Regions from separate parts of the Mus musculus genome. Here all the other regions are linked to region 3. A link is a loop called in an ENCODE intact Hi-C map of the cell type or tissue named here. Cell type or tissue: heart. All regions are shown on one strand.

Region 1 (2,500 bases), 250 kb after region 3:
CCGGAGGCTTTTCATTCCTGATGTGTCTTCCTGTCTGGAGCTGGAAACTGCAGCCTCCAGATCCACAGACAGCATCCCCAAGTGAGGAAGATGCACATTTATTTCCTTCTTCTTCAGCCTGCTTCTCTCTGAGTCTGAGGAGGAGGAGCAAGCAGACTGTAGACCTCAGAGAGCCTTCAGCAGCATGGGTTCGAGGGGCCTTCCATTGCCCTGGCTGTTCTCAGACTGAATGCAACTCCTGGGTGTTGAGTTCTCTATGGGCAAAGTGTACCTAGATAGTGGGAGATACAGTCAGAACAACCTCCCAAGCCTTGTCTGTGTTCCTCTGGATGGGGGAAGGGTCCCATGCCCACTGCCTGGGGGACGTTGTAAGATGCATGCATGGGTCAGGAAGTGACCTCTGCTATTGCCCTACACTGCCTGACACTCATCTGCATCGCTTATCTCACACTCTGCTCACTTGCATTGGGAGGGAAGGGCAGTTGTCATGCTAGAAGAGGCCTTCCCTTCTTTCTGAATAGCTCTAGTTCATTGTGCTTATACAGACATTTGTTTCTTGCTGCTTCTGCTTCTGCTTCTGCTTCTGCTTCTGCTTCTGCTTCTGCTTCTGCTTCTGCTTCTGCTTCTGCTTCTGCTTCTGCTTCTGCTTCTGCTTCTGCTGCTTCTTCTTCTTCTTCTTCTTCTTCTTCTTCTTCTTCTTCTTCTTCTTCTTCTTCCTCTTCCTCTTCCTCTTCCTCTTCTCCTCTTCCTCCTCCTCTTCCTTCTCTTCCTCCTCCTCTTCTTCTACTTCTCCTCTTGCTCCTCCTCCTCTTCCTCTTCTTCCTTCTCTTCTTCCTCCTCTTCCTCCTCCTCCTCTTCTCCTTCTTGTATTTCTCCTCCTTCTTCTACTTCTCCTCTTCCTTTTCCTCCTCCTCTTCCTTCTCTTCTTCCTCCTCTTCTTCTTCTACTTCTCTTTCTACTTCTTCCTTCTCTTCCTCCTCTTCTTCCTCATCTTCTCCTTTTCCTTCTTCTACTTCTCCTCTTCCTCCTCTTTCTCTTCTTCTCCTACTTCTCTTCCTCTTCCTCCTCTTCTTCACTTTCTTTTGCCTCAGCTCACATATTGGTCATATTGGGTAGTGGCAGTGCATCTTAAAACCTAGAGAGGAGCCTGTGGGTATCAGTTGAGTACAGCTCAGGGACAAATAGTGCGGTCCAGTTGCCCAGGACAATGTCTCCTCCCTGTGGTATCATCTGGAACTGCACCTGTAGCAGGTGGTTTACTCCTATTGAAGTTGAAGAAGTGGGTGGCTTTAGACTGGAAAACCTCACCGCTAGATTCTTTACCTTCCATCATTATAACTTTCCCTTTGGTTGCAACTTCTAGCCTTCAAGGCATTAGGAGCCCTGTTCCTGCCATGGGGAAAAATCTGGTCAATTTTTAAAAATGCTTTGGATATCCTCAGATGACCTAAACTGGACTGATTGAGTGGAACATCCTGTGATACTCTCGGCCCTACTTCTGCCTCTCCCTGGTAGGGCAGACAGCCCATGTCATCTGGGTTCCTTCTCTAGTCACGACACTGCCCAGCTTCCATCCTCATGTTCAGTGTCCCTATTCTAGCAAGACAGAGTCCATTTATACAGTAGTACTTGGAGTGGGATTCTCTCACAATGCAAATGGTAACTGACCAGTGTCTACAGCATGATTTACACCTGAGGACCCTTTTCACTGGGGAGGTACCACAATGGGGTGTGCCCTAGTGCCATGAAGGTTGGCATAGCCAGAGCCGGGCAAGTAACCCCACCTTGGCTCTCCCTCTTCCTGCCCCTGAACCTGGGGATGCTTGTACTTTCCCTGCCTTTCCCTTGAAGACCTTGCATGCATACTGTCCTCTCCAGTGTGACCCACCCCACCCCTTCTCCCCCATCCTCTCTCTCTCTCTCTTTTGGCCAGGATGAAGCGGGCTCAGTTTGGGCCCCACGACTGGCTGTCCTTGTCAGTGCCACCGGGCCCCAGCTGGTTGCTGGTAGACAGCCTGGAGCCTGAGACCGCATACCAGTTCAGTGTCCTGGCCCAGAACAGGCTGGGAACCAGCGCCTTCAGTGAGGTGGTCACTGTGAACACTTTAGGTGAGGCTCTGGGCTGCTGTGTATTGGGGGCTATTTCTTAGCAGATCTTACCTAGAGAGAGCTGAATGTAGTGATGGAGCTAACATTAGGGCTTAGTGGGTGCCAGCACCTTACCAAGTGGTCTTTGTTGTAGTCCCTATTATTTCCCAGTAAGGATTTGCCATGTACTCCTGTAGTGTTTGCCTGCTCCCACGTGATGGCATTTTAGCTGTATTCCTTTTGCATCCTTGGATGGAACAGACAGGCTCAGAGATATGTATGAATGTTTGGCAGTTTTACAAGGGGACATGGAATTTTCTGCACTATCTACCTGTAGTTGCATGTCTTCTGGGGTCCAAGAACAGCCTTGGCAAGCAGACACTTCTCAGGTGAACTGGAAGTTGTGACTTCA
Region 2 (2,500 bases), 210 kb after region 3:
TGTGACTAATTGGGTCTTTAAAGGGGAAACTGAGGCTCAGATGAGGAAGGTGATTTTCCTGGATCACAGAGGTTAGCAACGTTCGTGTGAGAAGCCAGGTCTCATGGCTTACATCCCTGAAATGTAAAATGCTGTGTCACCAAATTATCCAGTGTGCTTTGCACAGACTGTTTCCCTTGTGGTCCGGGAGTGGATGGTGATAGAAATCTGAGGTGTTGCCACCCCTATGGAGAGCTCAGGCATGACTCTGGTACTTGTGACTCACAACAGCCGTGGGAGGTATATGCTTTTGTGGCTTGTTTAGAAGCCTCCCTAATCAAAGGGGCTGGATTGGTTCTGACTGTACACACCCTGGATCTGCAGTAAGGGATTCAGACTCTACTTATGAGGAAATGCCAGGGGCTCTCCTGTCTCTGATGTAGAGGTCCTGGCCACTGTGCTGAGGAACCTGGAAGTACTAGGAGACAGGACACATAGAAGACTGTCCCTTTCTGCCCTTTCCCTCTTTCCTCAGACCAGGAGTCTTTCTGTTTGTACATCTTTCTCATGTCTCATTACGATGCTGCACAAAACAGGAGGGTCTCTTCTCTCTCAATTTCTCCAGGGTGTGAGGGCATGGGAATTTACAGATACAGCACCAAATGTGTGAGAGTACACACCTGTGTGTGCACATGGAGAGCAGTGCATGCCTCTACAGCAATTCTATGTATTCCTATGGTTCTCTCTGAGGCCGTATATATGTGTGAAAGTGTGTGGGCGAGCAGGTCTGTATGTGGCAGTGCGGCACCTGTCTGTGTGGGTGTTGTGATCGTGTGTGTGTGTGTGTGTGTGTGTGTGTGTGTGTGTTCCTGGAGTGTGTGGGCTGGGGTTTATGTTGGTAGAGGCTAACAATTGTGGTCTGTGCTGTGCTGATGGTGTGACCATGAGAGTGTTAGCTTGCTTGGTTTCATCTTATGTAGCATCACCTGCTGAAGTGTGTCCATGCCCCACCCCCATCCTTAAGCTTTCACACACCTACGTTGCCCACACCCACTGACACATACATGACTGTCTAGCATCATAGCACAGCACTCAAAAGTGTTCATGAAGAGTTAACATGTGTGCACATGTGTCCAGTTCCAACTGCTCACACAGAAGTGGCTCTCCTGATCCCTTTTTCTGGGCTGGTTTGGTTTTGGGTTTGTTTGTTAGTTTGCGTCCTCTCTCTTCCTCCTGGGAGTGGTCATCCTTGTCTTGAATGCCTGGCAAATTCATTTTCGGAGCTTGGCCCTGGCACAGTAAAGAGGGTTTTTCCCCTCTGGGCATGACCAAGTTTCCTTCTAGAAATGTAATTTGTCCTCATTAATCCCACTCCTGGTTCTAAGAGGCTCCTAATGGCGCCACCTACTGGTGGCTGTTCCCTAGACTCTGTAGCTAGGGAACATGGGTACCCTCTACACTATAATTAAGATGAAGTACAGGTAGGCCATCCTAGATGTTGTGTACTATGCGACCATGAAAAAGCTGTATCCTTGGGAAAAGGCACGAATGGCAAGAGTGTTCTAGGGACACCCATGCTGGGAATTCTGCTGCGGCTGACCACAGACAACCCACATGCTGTGGTTCAGTGTGTGTTAAGCTTATGCTTCCAGAAGGAGTGTCACACCTGCCCACAGAGCAGAGTGGGTGGGCTTTGTAGTTATGCACATGCGGTGATTGGAGGGATTCTGGGTACCAATCTATGTGCAGAATGTCCTGCACCAATACATGGTGCACCAATGCATTTGCTCTGTCACACTTACCTATGTATGTCCTCTGCACTAGTGTTTGTGTGGCTGTTGCTTTGTATGTTGATGTGGAGACATGGGTTTGGGTTGTATTAATATCATATAATAAGAGCTTGGCATTTCTGTTTATGCCAAACCTTTCATGCTAGAACACAAGCCCCTAGAGTGCCACCATTTTCTCCTGCAGTCTAGACTTCTTGTTTCCCTGCCTTTATCATTGATTCCTCTTCTCTCCCTCTTCCCTTCGTGCTCTTTTAAAAATGTCCATCTCTTATGTAGTGGGGGTTTCAACTATGTACAGAGGTTTCCTAACTGCTGTCATCTCTGGGTCCAAGGACAGTTGAACTAGGCCCTGATGTCTTGCCTGTCTGTCAGTAACGGATTGTCTGCTTGGACGATGGATGAGATGCCCCACCACAAAACCCACCATGGGTTTTGTAGAACTCGTTCTACAAAAAGCCTCCAGAAGTGACAGCAGCCTCGGGCAGAGAGAGGCCCCTTCTCCCCACGGTAACGGTGCAACCCGCTTCCCTAGTGTTGGAATGTCTCAGAGTCTGCTTGATGCCCCTCGATTAACCTTGGGAAGTTGCCAGGCAAGCAGTGCTCGTGGCAGCCTGCCCCTCTGTCCTTTTAACTTCACATTCCTCCTTCTATGAGCTCATTGTGCTAGGTTTCCCATGAAACTCTCTTTTCAGAGCCTCAAATGGCCTCCCCTCAATCTCCTACTAGGCAGC
Region 3 (2,500 bases):
AGAGTTCATTAGTTATAAATAGCTCATGGTAATGGCTCCCTCTGGTTCTAAATTTGGTCACCGATAATTTAGTCTGCTTTCTGTAGAAGAATTTCTGTTAAGTTCTTTTGGTGTAATTTTGAAAGGAGGAGCATTTCACATAACAGAGTAGCAGAGAATTAACCTTCTAATTAATACTGTCTAGGCCCAGAAGCAAAAAAGCTGGGGCCACCAGCTTCTTTTTTGTGTAGTCAGGGAAAGGATGAGATCTACCAGTACTGTGTAACTTTAATGTTCTTCCATAGGCCCCTCGTGGCCAGCAGTCTCCATGGTCTGCAGTCCAGACCTGGCACAAGTGCTCAGAATGCTTTCAGGTGATGCACCTAGGATGCAGCATTGTCTGTCTAACCTGTATTTCTGTCTTTTCTCTTATTTTTATCAGCTCCCATACAAGCTCGTTTAAAAGGCAATAGATAAGTTTAACCCAACTTAAACATTTCACAGTCTACACACATGTTGAAATATCACATGGTACCCCATAAATATGTACAATGTATATGTATTGACTGAAAATAATACATTTTTAAAAGTTGACAAGAATATATAAGAATATAAATCTTGATATATATTAGTTTAGTTATATCTTATATAGATTAGTTTCTGTGTGTTTCTGCTAAGTCAGAATATAAAAGAATATGTTTAAAGAAGAGCATTAATCAGTGTGCATAGTGTTTACATAGAAGGTGTGAGTCCAGATTCTCAGGGCATATAGGTCAGAAGGAAATTCCCTCACATAAAAAGACCTGGTGAAATAATTAACATTTTTAGGACCTTGATATTCTCACTAAAGGTTTTCATTATATCTTATTTCCTTCTTATATGTATCTGTGTTGAGCATACTGCCACGGCACGCATGTGGAAGGTGGAAAACGACTTTCAGAAGTTACTTGTCTCCTTTCACCATGTGGGTTCCAGTGTTAACCTCGGACCATCAGGTTTGCTGGCAGACCCTTTAGCCATCTCACCAGTCCCGAGATCTTTCAGTTTTCAGTGGACAGGAGTTTCTTCTCTCAGAAAAGCTAACGTCTATATATGCTAGGCCAGTGGTCAGGTCTGTTTGCTTATATTATGATTAGTTTCTCCATGTGTTTCTCCCAAGTAAGAACTTAGCAAGAGTAGTCTATTGAATATCTTCTCTGGTCAAGTTGGATTTCCTAAAGATTCTAGCATGACGAAATTGAGGAAGGAAAATGAGGAATGGACTCTGAAGCCCAAGACTTCATACATGTTCTGTATGTATTCTACCCCTGGCCTACATCCCAGCACATCTTTAACAGGCCTATATAAAACCAAGTTTTTAAGCTAAAAAATTGTATAGTATTTTCTTTTCTGTCCACTAGGTGGTGGCCTTGTAGACTGGTAGTCACAGAATGATAGCCAACAAATAAGCAGACTGTTTAATAGGCAGTTGCTGCAAAAGTTAAGTTCAAACAAAATATAGCTGAGAAAGAAAAGGAAGGAAAACCAAAGGTGTCTTGGCTTGGGAGACAAGGAAACTCCATTCTGTAGAGAGCTCAGTGAAACTGCAGAACCAATGGGATGGGATGGGGGTGTCCGGACAGCTGGAAGGTAGGGTAAGGACAGTGTGTCCAGGGAAGCGCTTAGATTCACTGCAGTGACACAGTGCATGGCACATTCACAGAAAGGTGCCATGAAATACAAACACAGGGCACTGTGGGTAAAGAAGTCGGGAAAATGACAGGTGTGAGTGGCAATTGGGTGCCTATCTATGAGCATTGAAGATCCTGAGTCGTGATATGGGATTGAGAGAAAAATATCAAATTAACAGAATACAGGCAAACAGCAGAGGCTGTGGTGCTGACCAGCTGCAGGTCCGTTGCTGTACCCAGTTGCCACCTCCCCATGCCTTGCCTTCACCTTCCTTGAGTCTAAATTTAAGTTTCTTTTAACTTCAGCAAACAAAAAAATTAGATCCTTTTCTCCCCAGAGTGTCAAGAAGACATTGTCAGTGTTTTAGTAAACACTGCACTGACTGATTGCAGCTTCTCCGAATGGAAGGAAGGCTTTGTGGCAGCTTCCATCCCTGAGCATGCATTGTTCATGTGCAGGCTATATGTGAATATGCAGACTGTATATGACAGTTAAATATATGTGCTTAGTAGTAACTCACCCTCAGTTACCTCTGCCGATGTGCATTCCAACCCTAAACCCCAAGAAGACCATCATTTGTCCTGAGATCGGATTAAAGCAACCTTTCTTCTTACTGATGAATTAACAGATTTATAATTCAAGTTCAGATCTGAGGGGAAAGTTCAGGTAGACATGAGAACACTGCTCTAGTAGGTTGACCATAAAAAGACCACAGGGGGTAAATTCTTACCCTTCATTTCCTTGGGAGATTTGTTCTCCTTTTAAGGGTTTTCCCTATTCTGGTCACAGATGGTTTACCCAAGTAAGTTAGTTCAGAAAGAACTCCTTCTGATGTTGTGACCTCTGCCTT
Region 4 (2,500 bases), 100 kb after region 3:
ACCCTACTGAGGCCAGCTTCTCAAGGTATCTTCCTCACACTCCTGGCTTCACATAAGATTCCAAATCAAAGCCTTCCTCTCAGAAATGCTTTTGACTCCCTAGCTAAGAGAAGACACAGCTCAACCCTTTAGAATTTCGTTCTCCATTTCTGTACTCTTTCCCTTCCGTGCTGAGCTCGCAAAAGAGGAAAACAAGTGTCTGAGTAGGTGCTGTGCCCGAAAGCTGCAGGCGTGGGATTTTTACCTCAGCATTTGCAGTGTCTAGCCTAGCATGTGTGTGTGTGTGTGTGTGTGTACAAGTTGTGTACAGGCATCTGCTTTCTGTCCGAGACAAATGTTCACAGGATTCTGTGGGATCTGTTTGTGAGGAGACCGTAGAGGGTCCAAGTGACTGTTTGTGGAATGCAGGCTGCAGACAGGAGAGGATGGGCGTGTATGCACCTGTGCATAGGCATGCAATTCGACTCGCAATTTTGACTCGCAATTCGGAGAAAGCCGCTGAGGAATGTCTAGAAAAGGACATGTGCAGGACATTCGAATTGAAGCAAGAGGACTCTTATGTGCATGGTACTTGTGTGGGATGGATTTCGGGTGGACACCAGAAGGGACACTCTTGTGCTTCCTAGAAGCCTGCAAACCCTCTGTCAGGAAAGCCCCTTAAATAGCCAGTTGGGACCAGTTATGGTGAGTTAGATCTGTAATCTCAGCAACTGGGAGACCGAGGCAGGAGTGTTGTAAATTTGAGACCAGCCTGGGACACACAGTGAGTTCCAGACTGTGCATGCTTGCTTTTGCGTGTGTGTCTGCACGGCGTGTGTGTACGTGTAAACAGCTAATATTCAGAGTGTAGCTTCTCTCAGGAACAGGCCTGGTCTCCAAGAAACTCATTAAATGACAAAATAAAACACCTTTGACCATGCTTTATCTGTTTCTCCAATCTTAAGGTCACAGGGCCAGCAATCCTGTGGCCAGCAGAACCTTTCAGCTTTTGGCATATGGGGGTTACTCCCTCTTCCTGCTGAGGGACCAGGGACACTCTGGGCCACATACCCCAAGAAACCAGGAAGAGGGAGAAGCTCCCATATGCCAAAAAAGAAATAAAGGGCGAGGGGAGGGAAAACAAACAGAAAAGCCTGCTTCTGCAAGCCTTTCCCTGTGTTCCAAAACCCAAGCTAGGAGCTCAGACTGTAGCCTTCCTAGCTTCCTGTTAGCTGGCCTGCTGGTGGGAATGGAAATCACCCTTCTGCTCTGGCCTCCAGTTATTCCAGCCCCATTGCTCCACCTTGTGGTCCATTCTAACTACTACAATTCATTTTTCTCGTCCAGTCCCCTTATCAACCAGCCCCCTTTAACACCAAATGTTCTCTAAAAATGCTCTGTCATTTTGACATTCTATATAAAGTGTCCTAGCATTATAAGAGCTTGAAGATGTAAACAGAGATTCCACATGGATATGAGCCCAGAGCTGAGCCATTGTGAGAAACAACAATGGTGAAAGCTGGGGTTTAATATGTTTCTGAGAAGTAGAAGAAGAAGAAGAAGAAGAAGAAGGAGGAGGAGGAGGAGGAGGAGGAGGAGGAGGAGGAGGAGGAGGAGGAGGAGGAGGAGGAGGAGGAGGAGGAGAAGGAGAAGAAGAAGAAGAAGAAGAAGAAGAAGAAGAAGAAGAAGAAAGCCATATTCCAGACACTTCAGAATGAACCAAGGAAGACCAAGGAGAAAGTCTAAGGTAGATTTTTAGGGTGAGTTTTCTACCCTCTAAGAGGATTTGAGCAGAAGAGAGTGGAGCAGTCCTGATTGTGTTGGAATCCACTTGCTTTGCATCTAGGGACCCTGTAGGGATGTGGCAGCACCCAAAGGGCTCTACCAGCAGAGAGGGGAATGTGAGCATCCCCAGAGAAGGAACCTATGTTGCTTGCCCAAAGAGGTCTGAAGGTGAAATAAAAAGATCTGCTTTAACTCTCTTAATCCTATGACTTTGAGACATCATGCTTTTGTTTAAGAGTCGCCCCGAGCTGTGTGGGATAGAGACTGAAGCAGCCTGGACTACGGAGCAAGAACCCCCAACATAAGTAATCTGTCGACCTGGACCACCACTCCATTCATGTGGGATATTACTTTTCTCTTGTGTGTTAGTCAACGGTGCCTGTGGCACAAGAGTTCTAACTTTGTTAGTATCATTCTTTTGGCTAGGATGCCTTCCCTGTCAGAGCTGTGAATCTAAATCTTCCTGGTCTTCAAGGTGAATTCAAACCCCACTTCCTCCACAAAGCCCTTTCTGGTTTTCCTGCTTTGGAATGTCCTTACATCTTTTCTTTAAAATCGTCCCAGGGACTGCAGTCCTGCTTCTCATGGGAGTGTTATGGGGGCCTTATAGTATAAGAGGCTCCGCTTCAGGTGTAAGTCCGTGGGGACTATGTCGGGGCATCAAATGTTAGTCTGCCGTGGCGATTGCTGAGATGAGTAGCCCATTTACTGATTGAAAGCAATGCCTCTCCTTTTC

The links. A loop is a pair of places that touch in the nucleus more often than their neighbours do. Peaks named below come from ENCODE experiments on the same cell type or tissue, not always from the same donor. Only the 100,000 strongest peaks of a DNase experiment are listed, where the experiment ranks them.
Region 1: a loop joins it to region 3, with 8 times the contacts of the local background. A loop is called at or near these places in 7 of 42 quality-filtered maps.
Region 2: it touches region 3 in a loop (10-fold over the local background); 5 of 42 quality-filtered maps call a loop at or near these places.
Region 4: a loop joins it to region 3, with 7 times the contacts of the local background. A loop is called at or near these places in 6 of 42 quality-filtered maps.

What each region holds. Positions count from the first base shown.
Region 1 is chr9:27,324,913-27,327,412 of GRCm38, forward strand. Igsf9b (immunoglobulin superfamily, member 9B) reads left to right here. Exons shown (of 20, transcript NM_001326702.1): 13 at 1,934-2,109. Among named protein-coding and RNA genes, the nearest start is that of Igsf9b, 27 kb to the left of the region's middle. In heart, a CTCF peak has its summit at 1,230; a DNase peak (open chromatin) is centred at 1,209.
Region 2 is chr9:27,286,249-27,288,748 of GRCm38, forward strand. No RefSeq gene overlaps it. Among named protein-coding and RNA genes, the nearest start is that of Igsf9b, 12 kb to the right of the region's middle. In heart, a CTCF peak has its summit at 1,389 (motif pointing left); no DNase peak of the experiment used is centred here; H3K27me3 peaks cover 224 bases.
Region 3 is chr9:27,073,491-27,075,990 of GRCm38, forward strand. All of the region lies in intron 25 of Ncapd3 (non-SMC condensin II complex, subunit D3), which reads left to right. Among named protein-coding and RNA genes, the nearest start is that of Ncapd3, 45 kb to the left of the region's middle. In heart, a CTCF peak has its summit at 1,366 (motif pointing right); no DNase peak of the experiment used is centred here; H3K27ac peaks cover 470 bases.
Region 4 is chr9:27,175,113-27,177,612 of GRCm38, forward strand. No RefSeq gene overlaps it. Among named protein-coding and RNA genes, the nearest start is that of Jam3, 21 kb to the left of the region's middle. In heart, a CTCF peak has its summit at 1,258 (motif pointing left); a DNase peak (open chromatin) is centred at 1,289.